Linked DNA regions of Homo sapiens: all the other regions are linked to region 1. Evidence: read pairs that join two places in POLR2A ChIA-PET (ENCODE). Cell type or tissue: CD4-positive, alpha-beta T cell. All regions are shown on one strand.

Region 1 (5,000 bases):
TAGATCTCACATTCCTGATCAGGGTATTTAATATGAAAACTGAAACTGCTCCCCATTTCTGCCTGACCCAGCTTTACTTTTATTTTTTCCATAGCACACTGTCTTCTGACATGTTGTGCTGTGGCTTGCTGTTTAGTCTGACTCCCCAGTTACAACGTAGGTTCCACCGTTGCAAGCATCTTTGCCTTCATGTGTTTCCCTGCTATCCCAAGCACCAAGAACCAGGTCTGGCTCATGGTGGGACCTCAACAAATTATTGTTAAATTAATTAGGATCTTCCTTGACTTTCAGTTTGAGCTATTTCCACGGGGCACAGCTACCACTTCCCTCTTCCGACAAGAGTCCCTTTAGCTCTCCAGAATTAGATTTCAGTGGCTGCATCTCCCTTGTTGTCAGCAGCAGTCTAATGGTTGTGGTAAGCAATCTCCATTTCCTTGCAAAAAAGCAGAAAGTATGGGGCTTAGAGATATTGGTGCATGGGGCGCCTACTCCTCTGTCTCAGCTCCCAAAGCCTTGGTGCTCATGTCTATTACTGGGTGATGATGCCCGTTGTGCTGAGGTCTCTCCCTACTTTGCTAGAATCTGAACACATGGAAATAAAGGGCATTGACGACTATTGGTGAGAGATGCTAACGGAGATGCTGGCAGTAGGCTAAGGCCAAAAGATAGCACTGCTTTATAGTCTCACAGACGTGACTTGAATCACATAGATGTCATATACCACCTGTATGATCCTGAACAAGTCTCTTTACCCCACTAAGCTTCACTTTCCTCTGTTGTCAAAAGAAAATGAGTCTCTACCTCATAGAGCTATTTAAAAGGCTAAAGTAAAATAAGGTCCATAGAACTGGCAAATAAGTCAAAATAATCATTTTTGCATTCTGTGGACCACGAAAAGATAGTGAAATGATGAAAAAAATCATATATCTTTATGTGCATAAATGTATACATAATTTAGAATTTTATATGTGCATATAATTTAAAAGTGAACTCTGATGATTTAATTGAAAAAGGGGAGATAAAATTCAATTGTAGGTGGTCTATGGCTTGAAGCTACATCTCTGGGTCTTAAGGCATTTCCCAACACACAGTAAATATTCAACAAAGGTGTGTTGAATAGTCAGCAAAAGTCCTCATCCTAGGCCCAATACAAGTGAGAGCAGTGGACACAACATAAAGTCAAGAGTGAGCAAATGCAAGAGGTTCAGGATAAGCTGAACCTGTCATATAAGCTAGAGTCCTATGTCCCAATGCAAAGATTAGAAATAGCCTCCCTTGCCCAGATCCAGTATAACCAGTACACGGCAATTAAAAGATAAAACCAGTGTCACCTTGGGTAGCATCAGTATAGACTGCTATCAGGAGGACCTCCAATAGTATTACCAGCTGCAATAAAAAAGCACTTCTTTGAATGCTTTTTCTACCTAATTGTCAAAACCGAATAATATTATCAGCTTTTTTATCCTTTGAGTATTTTTCTAATAAGAAAGCACGGAGATGCATTGCAAATAAAAGCAGAAGATTTGAGGATGCAAAGCAATCATGCAAAATGACTTTCATATCAGTTTGATAAGCAGCTGAAATTTAATAACTACATCTCTCCTATGGTGCTGGATGAAAGTTTAATACTTTCTGCTTTGGCTTCTTTCTTCTGCAAGATGCTTATTCAGAACTGTAGCTTCTCTTTTATAGTCAGGAAAATGAGAGGTGCAGTGGATTAATCAAAGCCTTGAGAGGCTGGGCCCAGCCCCAGCCCAGTCCAAACCACAGTGTCTGAGAATCTAAACCAAGTCAAGCCCAAGGCTGTCCATGACCACTGGGGAAACAGGTAAAGATTTCCAAATATCTCAAAATACAGGTAAGACGTCAGTCACTGTGGAAATCACACACCTATTTAAAGCTATGAAATAAGTTTAACTCTCCAAATTATCGTTATTCTTTCTTTGGTTGAGGGTAAATTGTACAACAACAAAAAGAATAAAGAAAACCATTTGGAATTAAACAAAAATTCCATATTTTAAAAAAGAACAAATCAAACCCAAGAATATGATGACTCTGTTATACACAGGAATGTCTTCTGCAGATCAGGGTGCATCTTGTAAAGAGTGGATGAATGAATTAATTAATACCTGATTGGTTTGCAGTTTATAGCTGGAAGAGTTCTGAGATGGTATCAAGCCCAACCTCCTCATTTTAGAGTTGGGGGAATTGAAATGTAGGAAGAATTTTGATGGTCAGATTCACATGGTAGTAAGTAACTGCATGAGCACAGGTCCGATGGCACTGGACACTTGTCTCAGTAGGCCTGGCGAGACCATCAGGATCCCAAGGGTCTCCCATTCCCCACGTTGTCTACACAACCTAGGCAGGGAATTTGTTCAGTGCTCCCAGCACCCAGCTGACAACAGCCACAGCTTTCAATGAATCACTTTGAAAAGATATAAAACCTAAAAGGAGAGGGAGGAGCATTTGATTAGATGTTATCCAGACAGAATTGGGAGACCAATTCAAAACCAGTGTTCTGTACTAATGGATCTTTCCAACTCTGCGTTCCAACGGGAGCCAAGAGGGGATGGGCCTCCCAGAGCGGGGAAGTCTTGGCCCTGTTAAAGGGCCAGCCGAAATGGGGTTCCGCTGGCTTGCTCTTCTACTGCCCCCTACTGGGGAGATTTTTACCAAGGAACGAAGTGGGCTACTGCTAAGTTGTTTTTCACAGTGGGGGCAACTAAAGTCAACCAGGGATTGTAACTCAGGAGTAGAAGGCAGAGATCATTTTCAAACACATAAGGCAATGTGAAAATGTACATGAGCCTCCTAAAGGTTAAAGATGAATCCTGATAACGACTCACATTACCTCCTAGGCGAATTTGTCTGAAAAAACACCAGCACGTCTTTCTGCTATTTCTGTATGTATGCACGTATGCAGATACGTGCAGAATATTATATATTTTTAAGATAGGTATAAACAGATAGTAACACAATGAAGGAACATCTGAGCTAGTCATCAGCTCTAACTGCAGCCTTTTAAAAGAAAATGTAACTCCAGATGTCGTCTTAAGAAAATGAATCAATTAGGCAAATGAGGAATTTCCTCATAAATCAGAGGATGAGAAGCCAAAGTCCAGTCCTTGCCCAGGGGAGGAAACAGAGATGAGGGCTGCCCGGAGGTTGCCATTTTTCATGGCCAGGTAACCCAGCCGCCTCCTGCTCTCCTGAAGTCGTGTTTACCTTATTGAATGCTGGTTTGATTTGGAAAGAGTGTTCTGAATGTTCCAAACCTTTTACCCTGAAGATAATAATGCCTCAGCCTTCAGGAGTGGGACCCAGTATAAGCTGGTGTCACTATTCATGAAATAATTGAGTTTACACAAAAAGTGATTTCAGTAATAGCTGCCTTTTTATAAGTATGTACATTTTATTTAAAATTACTGACTCAAAAGGCAAGGTAGAAAAAAAAATCACCTCCAACAACTTCCTGTAATTGCGAATTATTGTGAGGGAAACAGAAGGAAAAGATTTCGAAATTATGAGCCATTATGCTCGAGAGAGAGGAGAGAGAGAGAGAGAGAGAGAGAGGGAGAGAGAGGGAGAGAGAGAGAGGCAGTGGGGAAAAAAAAAAGACAGCCTGGCTTCATGAAACACAGCTGACAAGCTCGACTAAATTACCCCCGGACCATTACAAAAATCACTTAATTGCCAAGCATTTTGTTAGGTCAATTGACTCTAATTGAAAAAATAACAAAAAGCTTATTATGCTGCAAATGCGGCCGTGGAAAATGAGTCTTCTGTTAGAAGGAAACAATAATTCTAAATTTCAGCTGCTGCTAACACTACAAAGTTCAGTGTTTCCTTCGGATAGAATCCGCAGTGGAGGAGAAAGTGAATATGCATCAATTGATTTTTTTTCCTTTTAGCGCTTCCCCCCAACACTTCTTGCTCTTCCTGATCTTCTCCTTCCCTGCCTCATCCTACCCCCACCCTCATCCTACCCCCACCCTCATCCCCGCCTTGTCCCCACATGATTAGCAGGGGCCCCCTCCACCCCCTTCCATCAGCAAATATACACCTCACTCCCATCTCCCTCCTTATCTTCCTGCAAGAAAGGGTTGGGAGACAAAGAGGGGGCCAGCAGTGTGGGGCCCTGGGTTAGGAGAGATGTCCAGTATCTGCCCTCCCCAGCCCCAGCAGGATGCTGCAGCCTCGGTAAAATGCCTCCCCCACCATTTTCTTTCCATGAGCTGCTCTTTCTCTCTCCCCTCCTGGCTGTCGCCTTATCTCCTCCTCTCCCCTTTTAAATGCAGATAATAGAATAAGGCAAACAGCTTATGTCCGCAAAATTCCTCTGAAATTGCCCCCTAACATGCATACCCAGAGCTGGCCTTGATTGACATCAAGTGCAGTAATTAAAAACCCTGCCAGCTGACATAGGTGAAGGTTTATTTATAATTACACATTTTTAGGATGGCTCGTCCAGGGTCGGTGCATTTAAAAAGATAAGTCGGCCACAGCTCTGTTACTCCCCCAATTATAGATTTGAATGGTGGGAGTTTATAATGGGGGCGGGGAATTCTGCTTTGCAAAAAAAGGAATTATTTGTTCATAAAACCAGGAGGCCAGGGTACGAAAGTCTGATGGCAGAGCCTTTGTCTAGAAAGCTGTGGGAGAGAGAGTGTGTGTCTGTGTGTGTACCTGTGTATGCCTGTGTGTGCATGGGTGTGTGCACCTGCATGTGTACCTGGGAGTGTGTGTGTCTATCTATGGGTGTGTGTGGGCCTGTATGTGTACATGTGTGGGTCTGTGTGTATGGATGCATGCACCTGTGTGTATACATGTGTGTGCCTGCATGCACATGTGGGTGTATGGAAGGGGAGTCATGCGGTGAAGCAGAAAACACCTCCCTCTCCCTGTGCTTAAACACAGAGCTATACTCACAAATCATTTCCCTGCTTGCTTTATCTAAAATGTTAAAAATCTTGCCCAGCTTCAAATCCAAGACTATC
Region 2 (5,000 bases), 140 kb after region 1:
CTCTCAGTCGATGGTTGGGATAGCTCTATCAAGCTCTCTTTGATACCTTTGGGCTCCAAAAGCCATGCCTTATTCGGGTTTATGATGCATGCTTCCAAAAACCTTTTCCTCTCTCCCAGGTACTCACCTCTTTACGTGTCTGTCTTCTCCTCTAGACACTCAATTTTTTGAGGTCAGGAATTATATATTCATAATCACAATAAGATGCTTGGCGTGTCATGTTAGCATAGGCCTGGATGGTGTCCACAGCTTCCTGAAGGTGGGGTGACATTGGCTGGAATTGTGTGATTCTGAGTGGGGACCAAGCTGTCAGCCTGAGCAGATGGGGAGCTTGCAGAAGCCATTGGAAAAGGAAAGAATGCTGAAGAGAAGTTAACACCAGGGCAGGAAACATGGGGTGAGGAGAACAGGTTCAAAGGAAGGTTTTATAGCCTTTTGCTACACAGTGTTTAATGAAAAACATTTCTGTATCTTCTGATGGCATTTTCAGTAAAATAAGCACTTCTTTCAAAATGTATAAGTTGGCTCTTCCGGGGAGGATGTGATAAGTATTTTCATATGGCTTCAAGGTCTACCTCAGGGCGCTCACTGAATCCCTATTGTTGTTATGACAATGGACATGGTCTTTAGCGAGCTTTCATGAGCATTTCCCATGTGCCAGCACATGCTAGACACTAACTTGCACTGTTTCAGGGGCAGTAGCCCCTGGGAAGAGGTATTATTAGTAATATACTTTTATGGTGAGGAACGTGACAGGAAGATAGGATAAGAGATGTTCCCAGAGCCACATGCTACATGAGAAACTGGGACTTGAACCAGATCAGTGTGGGAGGCGAGCCCATGCTTGAAGCTATTCTTCCCAGTCCTGCACTGGGACAGGACCTGGTGCATGGGCTTTTCTTGACATCAGCAGGCCAAGGCTGGCAGGAGAAGTGTTTATGATCTGCCTGGGGTGGAGTAGAGAGAGGGAGGATGGGCTGAATGTCTGGGTAGCTTCAGAATGCCTTAGAGGTGTACTCCTGCTTCCTGGTGGAGGACAGTGACTTAACAAAGCTCCCACTGAGATTTCTGATGCTGCAATAACAACCTGTCTGGTGTTTTGATATTTTTCCCCATTTCCTCTTTTTGGAAAATGTGAAGAAAATGACAGGGAGCTGTCTCTATGAATGCTCAAGAGCCCAAACCAACCGGAGTATAAGAAAGAGGTGGAAGAAATAAACTACGTTTGAAATGTGCTTCTGTTTCAACCTAAGTAAGATGAAAGGCAGCCTGCAAAGTTTTTAATTGAGAAGGCAGGAGGTACCACAGAACAGAGGTCATCTACCTGGTGATGTAGTCATTCATATCAATTGAGCAAATCAAATCTGTTATGCATACGCACAATTCAGAGTTCCAATATCTTTTCCTAGAATAACAAGCAAAGTGCCCTTAACTATTTGCCACAAGCCAGTGAATTGACTCACAGGTGTAGGCTCCCATCTTGGCTCTGTGGCTTGTTGTGAATGTGACCTTCAATGTCATACCCAACATATGAGGGCCAGTGTGAATGTTGAGTCTGACTTCTAGCTCTGGAGTGGTGGTGCGGGTTGGAGATGATGCATGCAGATACTTTTAAGAGACTATCATCATCTGGTCCAAACTATTATTTTGTAGGTGTTGATGCAGACCATTCATCAAGAAGGGAAGGGGCTCCTCTATGATCTCACAGCACCTCTTATGCTGGCCTTGGGACCACCAAAGTAGAAGTCTTTTGGCTGTGACATCTGTGACATGTGGCCCACCTCAAGGTCTGCCTCTTGTCATTAAAAGCCCTTGTCCATATTTCCTCAAAGTCAGTTACACACTAGATACAGGGACCATGTAAAGACAGTGCTCAGCGTCCTATGCCCTCCAGGACAGAGTGACCAACACACTATGCTATGGAGCACTGGAACTGTGGCCAGCCTGAATTGAGATATGCTGTGGGTGGAAAACAAACTCAAGTTCTCATACTCAGTATACCATAAAAAAGTAAAATGTCTCATTGATAATTTTGTGTGGTTTGCTGATTGAAATAATATTTTGAATGAATTGGGTTAAGTCAAATACATCATTAAACTTCATTTCACCTGTTTAATTTTACATTTTTTTAAAATGTGGCTAACAGAACATTTAAAATTACACAGGAGTCTCTCACTATGTTTTACTAGGCAGCGTCATAGTGGCTCAGAATTTTTTTTTTCTTTCTTACTCTACTATCAGGAAATGTACTCCATTTCTTCTTCTGCAACAGAGCCTGTGCTTGCCATCTCATTTTTACTGTGTGCACAGTTTCCTGTAGTAACAGTGGTAACGGTTCTCATAATGATGAAGGTTGTTTGTAAAACCCCACATCCTCGATGGCCTCTTCTTTACAAAATGTTCCCACAGAGATTCTTGCTTCACCATGTCTTTGCCTGCATGGCCAAGATGACTTGGCCCCACACAGGAGTTTCTGCCGGGCATGTCACCATCCCTAGGTCTAATTCAGTGGGGTGAATGGTCACATTCTCAGCCTCCTGCTCCCTCTGATCCTTCTAAAGAAGGAAGTGCCTGCCTCTCTCTCTCACCTTTCACCTGAGGTGATGTAGACACTGTTGATTCAAGGAGGTATTATTTCTTCCTGTTCTGTTCCCTCCAACCGTCCCCACACCACTTTCTTCTTTGTGACTCACTAAACCCATATAACCGACTGGGGTCCTATTTAACTTATGTGCATATTAATTTGGCAAACATTCATTCTGCATCTCCTAAACACCTGATACTGAGCTAGTGGCTAGGGATGGAAAGAAGAGCTTGAACATCGCCTTTGGTTGGCCTCAAGGAATCATAGACAAGTTGATAAAACACAGTATTACAATATATAGAGGCATCAGCTGAGGTCACAAAGTAGGTTGCCTAACACATCTGATGATGAAAGAGAAGACTCTCTAAAGATGTGTTCAGTTGAGTGGAAAGGATGACTATAGCTCAGCTAGGGCTTACTGTATTATTAGTATCATTATTGTTATTTTTGCTATCATCATCATTTTTTAAAGTTAACTGCAAAGGAATGGACTTAAGGAAGAGCATGTAAAATTTAGGGAATTAGAAACACAAGAGATGGAGAATGAGGAAGCTGCTCCTGAAGGCCCCAAAATCCGAGTTTAGGGATTCACATTTCATCGTAAACTCAGTGAGAAGTCCCACGTGGTACTCATAAAGATGCATGAAACAGTCAGCCCAGCATTAGGAATCCATCACTTTGGTAGCCATGGGGTAAGGAATAGAATTGTTCTTACCCTATGTGTGGAGAGAAGATCAGCCATGTGTCCAAAGAGTCCAACTGTTTTGTCTTAGAAGACACAGGCACAAGGTATTTGCAATTGTGTCTGCCTTCCTGTCATCTGAAGAAGGCCCCTCCTGGGGGTCCAGTGTTTGTCTGTGATATTATTTCCCACAGTCCCACCAAGCATAAAGGATTACATCGATGCTTCCTCTCATTGATGATGAGGGCAAAGGTGCTGGGTCCAGCAGGCACCTTGGGGAACTGGAGCAGATTTGGGGATCTGTCCTTCCTGGCCCCAGAGAGACTGGTTTGGTTCAGGGACCCCTGGGGCCCCATTTGAAAAGTGGCTTTTCTCATTTCCCTTTGATCAGGCAGTTCATGGCATATTTGGAAGGACAAGGAGTGATTTGTCTTCCACATGTGTTTTCATTTATTCCTCAAAGGCAGAGCTAAAGCATTAAGCAAGAATACAATAAAGTCCAGTGGGCAGACAAGCTTCAAACAGTCTCAAAGGGTATGTCTAAGATAAGCTCATTTGTTTATAATCCATGTATTTTTTAATAGTTTATGAAAAATACAGGTGGTAAACTTACATCTGGGTGAATAAGGGTAGAAGTAAAATACAATAATGCCAGGCATAAGGTCAATTCTGAAAAAGTTTCCATAAATTCCTGTGTAATTCACCAATGGGAGCCATTATTTAGGCAGGAGCTTCCTAGTAGCCAGTAAAATAACGAACAGTGTTTCATAGGTAATGGGTAAAAGAACACTTACTTCTGATACATAGAGCTAAGGGAAATCACACTGGTAGTTCTTCACAAAGGGCACATTTTCTAATTAAGTAAATAATGTTTTTAGTAATATTCTGACTGCCATTGACTATGGGTTTCAGAAGGTTATTTAAAATGATGCAAATTGACTTGATTTTCATAGCATTCCTTGACAGCCTCTGATGTACAAGGGTGGTAAACTGCAATAATGTGTTCAAATATTTTGCCGCCCTTCTCTGGATGATGCTACACCACTGCCTGTTGCTATGGGGTGTGTGGTGCAACATCCCAGGAAAGCATCTGCTCTCCCCATCCCAGTGGTACCAAGTTTGACCACATCATGTGACACACGCCACTCCCCAGAAGAGAATCTAAGGACCACTGCATCATTCTGCCATGAACTCATTTCCTTCTGCCTCAAGAAGGTCAAGTGCCAGAGAGGAGCTGTACATATTCAGCCCAGATCTCAGTACAAAGGAGACACAAGGAGGAGAGCTCCCATTGACCCACGATTGACATATATGCAAGCAAACAAGAAACCTTTGTTGTAGTCAGCACCTGAGATTTGAGGATTGTTTGTTACTTCAGCATGACCTGTTAAAAGATCTCATCATACTGCTTTATCATGACGGATGCAGCTTTATCAGTGCCTTGGGGTGATAGAGAGATATAAAAGACACAATTTTTACCCTCTGCAAACCTGCAATTTAGTAGAGTAAACTACATGTTTAAAAATAGGCTGAAGGCTGTAAGTGCCACCTTAGATTCTCAAAAAGTATCATGGGAATCAAGTCCAGATGCAAGAAAAAATATATACCTAAAAAGAAAATTACTTCCTTAAAGAGCAGATACTGAGAGAATGAGCAAGGTTAGAATGGAAAAGGTAAACTTCTGGGAGTAGGCATGGCAGGGATTTTGGGGGGAAGACTCTATTTAGCAGAGTG
Region 3 (5,000 bases), 120 kb after region 1:
AGAGACGGGGTTTCACCATGTTAGCCAGGATGGTCTCGATCTCCTGACCTTGTGATCCGCCCACTTCGGCCTCCCAAAGTGCTGGGATTACAGGTGTGAGCCACCGCACCCAGCCCACAGAAGCTTTTTTATTAAAAGCCTGTAGCCTCTACCTTGGGGGAGACGTGCCCTTGGACATTTGCATTAGAAATACCCGTGAGGTTTGTTTCAAGCAGATTCCTGGCTATCACATTTGTCCTGTTCAATCAGTATTTTTAGACATGGGACTCAGGAATCTGCATTTTTTTTCAAGCCTATTCGTTAACGTGCATCTATGACAAAGCATGAAGGAAAGATTGCAGTTCTAAATACATGTTTATTCTTATTGTGCCAGAGTAGTGGAAGAAAGCTGTTTCACTTTTTTCCTTCAATCATCCTTTGCTATCTACATTGAAAGATTTAGGTCTTCAGGTGTGACTAGCCCCATATACATGACATATCAAAAATAAAGGGTCTAATAACTACTTTCCAAGTCCCCAGCAGAAGACATACATCCAAGCACAGCTGGCATTATGATTATCAAACCTCGACCAAGTCATCTCACTCGCCGTGTCTGAATGGTCTCCTTTCCCTTTTCAACTTTAACTCCTACTCTTCCTTCAAAACCCAGGCCAAAATCATCTCTGCTTTAAAATGTGTCCAGACCCTGGACCTGACAGAAGAGGATACGCAGCATGTGCACACAGGAGACACCAGGAATGACAAGCGTGGAAGAATTCCAAGAGTCCTACCCCGCCGGTGAACAGAACCTCTGATCTCTTCCTCTTGGCTGTGGACAAGGCCTGTGAATGTGATGAAGCAGCCACTTCTTTGATTGGGTTACATTATATAAACTTGAAGAGAGAGATTTTCCTGCTGGTTGATACCTTGACTACCACCAGCTGAGTCTCTGAGCAAAGAAATCGGCTAAGCTGTGCCTACTCCTGACCCACAGAAACCGTGAGATAATAAATTTGTGTTGTTTGAAGCCACTGTTTATGGTCATTTATTACAGCAATGGAAAACTCATGCAACAAAGGGCTTGAATACTGAAGACACAGTAAGAAGACTGTAGGCAATCCTGGAAGCCCCAGAACCCCGGTCACAGAAGCTTTTTATTAAAAAACTGTAGCTTCTGCCTTGAGGAGAAGCAGCAGGATGGACACATATCTGGTTTGACACCACCAATCATGACCAGACAGTCAGAAAGCAAAGTGGCACAGTTCAGGAACAGTATTTCAACCAACCATGGTATATTATGAGATTTCTGGTTGGGACTGGGCTGGTAAGAATTCCACAAGCAAACAGCCATGTCAACATATCTTAAAATCTATCATTCTACAGTGACTTCCATTTGCATTTCAGTAGAGCTTTAGCGTGTATATCAATATTTTTTATCCATCAGCTTCCAGTGAAACAGTCTGGCTCCAGGAAGAACAAGTGCCTGGGTGCCCAGCGAATGCAGTTTTTGTAGTTTGTCATAAAATTGCTTTCTCCCAATCATGAATTCTCTTTCATCCAAAGAGCTCCTAGTGTTTTATTCATAAATATAATTATCCTCATTTTACAGATGAGGAAACTGGGTCATAGAGATTTGAACACTGTGAATTAATAACAGCAATAGAAGAAAAACTTGCCTCAAAATGCAAATGATTTACTTTCTCTTCTCAGTTATCATTGTGTATGCAGCTATCATATACCTATATATGCATATACATACACACACATATACATATACATAGAGGGAAAGAGTTCAATTTTGCAGAAGTAATTTTCAAGCTCTTGTTTTCACAGTACAATATCGCGGTCCCACTGTATTCAGCCAGGAGCACTCACAGTGTTTTAACTCCAAGTAAAATTCAGATGCGCTTTTATGTCAACATGGGCACACACACAAAAATTGGGACTGCCTATGGGGCGCACTGGCAATAGGGCCCTATATAATTCTATGTTAGAGACAAAAAGTTAAAAAAAAATCCTCCTTTATAAATACCAACATTGTGGAGTTGATAGCAACCAGGGATTTGCTTTGTTAAGTTGCTGCCTGGGCTGATAGCTGGCATTCTTCTGTGGGGCTAGGAATATGAAAAGAGACAACCAGCTCTGCCTGGGATGTGCAGAGCCTTTGCTGTGGTCTGAGTTGATTCAGTCAAGCCTTCATCACCAGAGATTTGAAAAGCCGGTGCAATCCTTACCAGCCCAATCCAAACCACAAATGTAATATGAGGGCTGGGTGCAGACTGCATCCTGTTTTAGAAACATGAAGCCCGCTCTATGAAACTCACAAGGACCCCTTCTCTGCTCCCCACCCTCCCCCTTGCCTTTGGTTAAATATTAATAGAACTCCTTTAATTTGAGTTCAAATTGTGTAAAGGAAAATAGACTCTGACACTGATTTTGGTATTTCCCACTATTATCTAGAGTAAAAACTGACTAATAAAAGTTGTTCAGTAAATGATTCTTGCACAAAAATGAGAAAGTCCTGTCTAGTGTTCTTGAATCTCTGTCCTCCAGTCCATTCCCACTACCCCAACTCACACCCTTGTTATCTTCTGCCTATTTTAACAGCCTCCTAACTTGTTTTCTGTTAACAATTTATCACTCCACCAAAGCTTGAGTAATATGTCCAAAACATATCCTAACCCTCCTACAGCTTGAACTCTTCAACTATATGCTCTGCTCCTCTAAGACAGAAAAAACTAAGACCAAGCTCCCTGACATACAGACAAGACCCCTGATCTGACTTTGGCCACTTCCTTGCCAGATCTCACACCTTTAATAACATTTTCTTCTCCAGTATCCCAGGATTGCTCAGAGTTACATGCATAATGTCATTTCTCTTTGCATCTCTGCCATTGCTGTTGCTGTTGACTCTGTCTGGAGGTCCATTTCCTCTTCTTGGCACCCTCTACAAAATTCCACCCTGCCACTCAGTTTCCCTCTAATTGAAAAATATATATAGCCTTAAAGAATTGGCTTAGGGTTCTTTGCTTTCAGAAAATTGTGTTTATCACCCTTTCCTTCTCTAAATCTGAGCTGTGCTCTATGCTCTCCTATACCTAACTTCATAACTACACTTGCCCTATGTTACAGTTATCTGTATGTTTCTCTGTTTTCTCTCTTTGGACTATGAGGTTTGGTGAGCAGGGACACAATTATATGCATCTGGCTATGCCCAGGGTCGAGCACTGGGTCTCACACACAGTAGGGGCTCAATAAAGTGTACTGAAAGAATGAATAGATGTCAGGAATTGCTGATCCAAGAACAAGTGCATGAATGGCTGCAAAGGTCTGTTGTAAGTACTTAGCCTCCTACGCAGAAAAGGGTTAATTGCCGCTTACCTGGAGTTCTGAGTGAATTTTACTCTCTGGTGTCAAACTCCATTTCCATTCACCTCGCCCTTATTCTAATGACATAGAACTGGACAAATAGGAAAGAGCACCCATAGCACAATTTCTGCTGATGAATATTTCAGCAGGTGCCTCTTGGCTAAGAGTCAAGATGAAAGCCTGGCTCCAGGCAAATTAAGAGGGGAAGAAAGACTTGTAAGTACATAAGGCTTTGGAGAAATGCCCCAGTGCTGAGACCTCGACAGGAATCCTGCAATTGAAAACCAAGAGATCACAGCCCAGAGTACTCTCCATGTCTCCTCCTGGGCTTGAGTGGGGGATCCGGAGGAGTCAAGCTGCTCTCAGAGGTGGAGCACCGGCCACTCCCAGAACACTCAGCATCAGCATGCGAGGCGCAGGGACCAGACTGCCCATCCATCTGTAAATGTACAGCCCCTATTAAAGCATAGCTTCATGAGGAAAAGGTAGGGCTGGGTGACCTGTGGCCAGATCCTGCTACAAGAACACTTTCGCATTCTCTCCTCTTTTTCCCTTTCCTTTCCTTTTCCTTCCTTTCCTTCCTTCCTCCCTCCCTCGCTCCCTCCCCTCCCTTCCCCGCCTTCCTTCCTTCCTTCTCTCTCTCTCTTTCTTTCTTTCTTTCTTTCTTTCTTTCTTTCTTTCTTTCTTTCTTTCTTTCTTTCTTTCTTTCTTTCTTCTTTCTTCTTTCTCTCTCTCTCTTTCTATCTCTTTCTCTTTCTTCTTTTATTGAGGGGGTGGTGGTGGGTGGCTGAACTGAATCAAGTCAGGCTGGGACCAGCTATGTGCACAACTACTTTCCCATCTTCCTACAAAGCCTATGGGGGAAGAATTTTAGGTTGCTGTGTCTGGTTGGCCTTTGCCCTCTTGGGTGTAACAATAACTTATTGGGATTCTATGACCAGGAAAAAGATTATATAAACATTCTGAGCTAAACCCAGATGAAGCTAGATGCAACTATTTTAGACATCTTGGAATTGGATGGATTTTAAAAAAGCAATCAGGGAAGAAAATGGAGGCTTAGTGAATTGCACGAGGAAGAGCACTGACTGGTAGGTGCCTGGGCAAGCCTGGACAGGTGGGAAAGTGGGGAGAGGACTGGGAGTTAAGAGCATGGGCTTTGGTCCTAGCCCTGGCCCTGATCTTAGGTAGGTCACTTTTCTTTCCTGCTATGGACCTCAGTTTCTTCAATTCTAAAAAAAAAAAAAAAAGCAATTGTCTAAGATCAGGTAAAATGCCTTAAAGTCCGAATTGGTTGCATATTCATCTATTGATCTTTAGGAGACCTTCTGCAGCTCAGAAGTGATAAGAATAGAAAAAGGCCCTCTATATACAAGACATCTTTTTGCAGATGAGGGTCTTGTCAGTTACACTACAGATATGCGATCTCATAGGAACCTCATGAAGCATTGGTTCTAATGGAAAAAATGACCTTTAATAGTGAAACTTGACAGGAAGCTGAGGTGGGAGGATTACTTGAGGCCAGGAGTTCAAGAGCAGCCTACACAACATAGCAAGGCCACATCTAAAAAAATAAAAGAAAAAGGTTTCCTGGTGTGGTAGTGTGCACCTGTAGTCTCAGCTGAGTCGGTCACATAGGAGAGATTAAGTAAATG
Region 4 (5,000 bases), 1.1 Mb before region 1:
AAGGGGTTTCCCTCGTGCATCCGTGCAACTTTTGCTTTGGGGGGCGGGGGGCATGCAGTGAATCGGAGCCGCCTCGGGACCGGCTCCTGAAGGTGGTGGAATGCAGGCTTCCTCGGAGCACTCTGCAGCCCTGGAGTCTTTTTTCCCGGCTCCTTTCCCCCCCGCCCCCGTCGGTCCCCAGCCCAGCAGCAGCCCAGCGAGCACGCCTCTGGCCCCGGGCCAGCCCCCTTCCCTGGCAGCCGGCGGAGATGGATGGAGGCGGAGACCCAAGGTCAAGGGCGGGGAGCCTGCCGGCCCCGGGCCCCTTTGTGCGCACGGGGCCGCCCCTCCTCCACCAGTCGCCTCCTCTCTGGCCCTTGGGCGCTCTCCCGGGTGGGTGACCTTCTCGGGCATGGGGAATGTGGAAGTGGTCCCCTCCCCGAAACCGTGCGCGCCGGTCGGGTCGCTTCGCCGGGGTGGCATTCGTCCCGGGTGCTGGGGGCGCACGGGGATCCCTCTTCCGCCCGCCGCCATTGCCCTGATGAGTGGCGCCGTCTTCCTCAGCCCACCTTGGCGGGACAGAGCGGGCGGTTCCCGGGATCCAGGTGAGGCCGGGACGGAAGGAGCCTCCGGGAGTTCCCTTGTACAAAAATGTGATCATCCAGGGGCAACAGCCCCATCTCAAAGTGGGGATTTCGTGGGGACCTTAGTTTCTTTCCGAGTGGGAGAAGAGTAAGCCCGCTTTTCTCAAGGACAAAAGTGTTTTCCCAATTGTGTGGGAATGGAACCCTCCACTGGAGTGGGACACCGAAGCTCCTGGAATTACAGGGATTTAATGTCAGTCCTCCTTTCAGCCTGACTTCTCTTAGGATAACCTCTTCCAACAAGAATTTGTATGCAAATCGTCACCTTGCTAGGAGTCTCTAGTTTTGTGTGTTAAAAATTGGCCTCCAATTGTTTAAAGCACTTCAACAGGCCCTTAAAGGCCCAGAAAAGCAGTGGTTGGACGCCCAGCCTGTCCACCACAAAGCTCTTAAGAAAATGTTCAAACATTTTCCCAAAGCTGTTACTCTGGAAATAAAACTGTATACTGTTCGCCTGTAGCCGATTAAAAGTTTACCTTCACTGTGACAGCTTTTCCAGGCTAGGATTGGACCCACATCTCTATTTTCCATTTTTCAGAAATAAATCTAAACCAGGCAGAATTGATTTGCTATAACAAGAGTCAAGGTAGTATTAAAAATATGCGTATACCTATATACTTATAATATGAAATAGTATGTTACACTTGCTGGGCTCTCAAGGCGAGTATTGTGTAAACGGCACCGTCATGGCGTTTTGAGTAAGAGTTGATTTTAAAATCTCAGATTTAGCTAACCCGAACTTTGAGCAGCCAGCTTTTCTGGTAGAGGAATCTGAAGGCATTTGTCAATTTATTTTTTGCAAGCCCTCCGGAAAAGGTAACAAATTCAACACTTGGGAGCTCAAAGCTACTGCCAGTCCTGGACAGGAAGGTTTTCATATCTGTCTGAACTTGCTCGCTGATTTCTCAGACGTCCATTTATAACAGTGGGTCTAACAAGATAGAATCCGCCTTTGAATATCTGTAAATACGGGTAAAGATCACAGTCCAGCACTCATAATGGTCCAAAACGAACTGGCAGATTCTCGTGTTTGATTAATATTTATGTTACCGGATTCCTTTACAGAAAGAAAGATGAAACGCTAATTATGTGTGTGTGTGTTTGACGGGCCCCATCCTAGGTCTCTGCAGTTCATTTAAAGGGATGTACATTTTAGGATTTTTGGAGACTAGGGGTGTGTGTGTGTGTGAGGGGGGGGTAATTGTTCATGTTTTGCTTGAAAGACAGGTAACCTGTGGTTGGCTGAAGTATTGGCTGGTACACTGAGGGAGAGGCTGACTTTTCATTTTCCTTTTCTTTATTTTGACGGCTCAACAGTGATCAGAATTACGCGTGATTTCTCCCTGTATGTTTGGGCTAAGGCTTGGACAGTGTGGTGGAAGGCTCTTGTTCAGGATCTTCCTCGAGGAGAACTGGTAGCCCCCAGGGTGCTCTGGCGTCTTTGCAGGGCACACTTTCTGCGCCTGAGTGGCAGGGTAGGCTGCCCTGCAGTGTGTGCTTCCGAGCCCTGCCATGTGTCTGTAGGGCACTTTCCTTGCTTTTTTTTTTTTTTTTTTTTTTTTTTTTTTTTTTAGGAGCAATGTGTGGGAGATTTGCCTGGAAATGGGGGGTTCTGTCAGCTGGATCATGTTGAAATACCAGTGCAATTGGTAGCCAAAGGGATCCTGGAGAAGCCTCCTTCGGAGGTGCTGTGTTAAGCATCTTCAATTTTATTGCTTTGAGAAGCCTAGATTTTTGTATAGGATTTCCTACAAGGGTGCTTCCAGAGTGGCACCTGAGTCCTGCTTAGAGGTTCAATAATATTTGTTGTTGCTGGAGCGTCAGGGGCCGTGTCGTTGTTAAAGCCGCAGAATCTAGAGGTTGGCATGTGGTGTCGGATAGTCTCGAATGCATTGACTTCCTAAACAGCCCAGGGCAAACCAGTTCATCTGTTAGTTGCTTCATCTATAAAATGGGGCTAGCCAATTGTTTACTTCCCTGTCCCTGTCCAGATATGAAAACAAACCCATAGGTAGGAGTGAAGCAATTGCTGATTTCAAAGACATCATAAAAATGGAGAACTGTTATTGTTCAGTCCGTGGGGGCAGGGTGACTAATTTGCAAAAGGGAAAGGAATCAAATAGCCTCTTCTAGAGGGTGTAATTTTTTACTGCAAGGAAGAAGAATTAGGGGCTTTGGGAGGAGGTTTATGTGGGGAGGGGGGCACTTGGTTTTTCAATTTAGTAACCTGATACCAATAGGAAACTCCCCCACTTCCCCATTCATTTTAGAGGAGTGTTCCCCCACCCCAGCTCCTTGTTATTGTTGGGACTGTCACATGATTCAGAATCTTGATACTGAATAGTGTCACTGCTGCTCTTGACCTGAATACCCTAGAAAAGGTATTTTTTCCTGATATTTGGTCTCAGGCCCCAGAAGGAGAGGAGCTGGACAGGGGACATGTAGACTTGGATTAGGGAGGAATGCATACAGCAAGCAGTCTTTAAATGCACAGGCTTGCTAGGTGCCGGTGAGGAAGGAACTCAAAGCGGACCAGTGAGGAAATTCTCACCGCCTCTCAGAGCTAACAAAAATTGGCACTTATCCCCATGGAGCACACAGCTGTCTGCTATGAAATGGTACCTTCACTAGGGAAGCCAGAGGGCCTAAGTGTCCTATTGGGGCTCCATTTTACTTTTTGGTTGTTGCTTTTCTTTGGAAGTGTCTTGATTTCTTTTTTCCAGCAAAAGCTGGATTACTTGAATTAGATTTTTCATAAAATAACCTCTGGCAGGGTCCAAAACCTCTGGATTAGTCTTGTTAGTTAGGAAATACAGAAGCTTTCTTTATGTATTTGGTTTGTTCACCCTGGCTGGGCCAAGACTTTGGGCTGGAGTTGTGGGGTAGGGGTGGGAGAGTGTGGTCCTCTCCTTTCCCCATGGGGGCCTTGACCCAGCCCCTGTTCACTGGCACTGGGGCTGGAGTGGGGAACGGCAGATACCTGGAGTCTGCGATGGTGCAGGCTTGGAGCCAGGAGCTGTCTGGTGCTTCTTAATTGAATACAGATCTAAGTAAATTCCACGTGGGCATGCAAGGCTGGGCAAGGAAGGCCGTGATATTCCCCTCTCCACGGCTGGACTCGTAACCCTCCCAACCTGACGGGCCTCTCCGCCTGTCGCTGTACCCAGCCCACATGGTTTGCGAGAAAAGGTAGGGAAGCAGGGGGACAAGATCATGCAACGCCCATGTAAATATTGTCTGTATGAACTGGGTCTTCCATCTTTTGTTAGTGGCAGCTCGTTAATTAACCAGCAGATTAGTGCTGCCTTCTTTTGACACATGCATGTATTTTGGGGTAGAGGATTCTTGTTCTCCTAAAACTCTGAACCGAACCGCTCAGAAAGTCTTCCTTCAGCGCCGCCTGCCCCTGCTCCCTCTCCCTGATGTCCTCCCCACTCCCCTTTTCCTGTCCCCTTCTACCCACCCTTTCCTTAAACCCAAGTGGGCTTGTAGTCGAGTGGAGGACAGACACGTTAAACACAGCTAAATAAATCATGTTTACGCTTGGCGTCTTCGGTAGTGAAAAATCTGTTGGCTGTTTTTACTTCCTTATTTCTCAGCATTTGCTTCCTACCTGCTTTTGACCACATGCCCAGAAATAGTAGTTTTGTCAAATGAGGGGATAATGCCAGCCAGCCTTTCTCGCTGCCAAGGAAGCTGCTGGATTTTGCAAAACAGAGTGACGTTTTTTTTAGTGACACTGATGTTTTTTTCAAAGAAATTAGGATGTAGAATAAGGGTATTAAAATGCACTTAGGGAAGGGGGAAAAAAGCGACATCGTCCCCCCTACAGCACAGGGACACGTAGCAAGCAGGTTTAGAGAAGAAAGGTCTCATTTTTGTTTGCACTTGGCCGCTCCAAGGGCAGGAGGCAGCTGTCAGAGGCGGAGGAGCTGAGTCAGGTTCCCTTCGTCTCAGCCCCAAGACTTAATTTTTCTGCCATTTTGGTGATGTGGTGCGAAGATTTTTTTTTTTCTTTTTCTTTTGGGTTTTGTGTCTGTTTAGTCTCTGAGGCCTCCTGAGCGATGCTTGCTGCTTTCTTCCTCTGAGATTACAGCTAGATTCTCGCCCCGATCTGGAATTGGAGCTCGTTGGGATCCTGGCTACACTATGATTGTTTATGTGTAAGAGTGGCCCCGGAGGCCTCCCCGCCTCTGGGCTCTTATCTACAATGTTGTTTTGGGGTATATTTCATGATGGGGTGCTGGGCAGAGAACTTCCTGGGTAATTACAGCCAAACAGAGGCTGTAGATTTAAAAAAAATAATAAAAAAACAGTTTCAAAACCAAGTAAGTGGCATATAAATACTGGGCACTCCTGTAGGGAGAAGAGGCTTGT

What was found. Peaks named below come from ENCODE experiments on the same cell type or tissue, not always from the same donor. Only the 100,000 strongest peaks of a DNase experiment are listed, where the experiment ranks them.
Region 2: POLR2A ChIA-PET joins it to region 1 with 15 read pairs; 7 of 35 experiments call an interaction of 5 or more read pairs at or near these places.
Region 3: POLR2A ChIA-PET joins it to region 1 with 11 read pairs; 4 of 35 experiments call an interaction of 5 or more read pairs at or near these places.
Region 4: POLR2A ChIA-PET joins it to region 1 with 14 read pairs; 6 of 35 experiments call an interaction of 5 or more read pairs at or near these places.

What each region holds. Positions count from the first base shown.
Region 1 is chr14:98,136,440-98,141,439 of GRCh38, reverse strand. LINC02295 (long intergenic non-protein coding RNA 2295) reads right to left here. Exons shown (of 3, transcript NR_184268.1): 2 at 2,130-2,447. The region is part of intron 1 of LOC105370655 (a long non-coding RNA gene); the gene reads left to right. Among named protein-coding and RNA genes, the nearest start is that of LINC02295, 3.0 kb to the right of the region's middle. In CD4-positive, alpha-beta T cell, CTCF peaks have their summits at 2,459 and 2,672 (motif pointing left); DNase peaks (open chromatin) are centred at 2,639 and 3,579; H3K4me3 peaks cover 3,372 bases; H3K27ac peaks cover 3,835 bases.
Region 2 is chr14:97,991,747-97,996,746 of GRCh38, reverse strand. No RefSeq gene overlaps it. Among named protein-coding and RNA genes, the nearest start is that of LINC01550, 16 kb to the right of the region's middle. In CD4-positive, alpha-beta T cell, no CTCF peak of the experiment used is centred here; DNase peaks (open chromatin) are centred at 966, 2,296 and 2,536; H3K27ac peaks cover 3,939 bases.
Region 3 is chr14:98,016,012-98,021,011 of GRCh38, reverse strand. No RefSeq gene overlaps it. Among named protein-coding and RNA genes, the nearest start is that of LINC01550, 40 kb to the right of the region's middle. In CD4-positive, alpha-beta T cell, no CTCF peak of the experiment used is centred here; a DNase peak (open chromatin) is centred at 2,171.
Region 4 is chr14:99,241,114-99,246,113 of GRCh38, reverse strand. All of the region lies in intron 2 of BCL11B (BCL11 transcription factor B), which reads left to right. Among named protein-coding and RNA genes, the nearest start is that of BCL11B, 29 kb to the left of the region's middle. In CD4-positive, alpha-beta T cell, no CTCF peak of the experiment used is centred here; DNase peaks (open chromatin) are centred at 183, 1,413, 2,483, 4,573 and 3 weaker places; H3K4me3 peaks cover 5,000 bases; H3K27ac peaks cover 5,000 bases.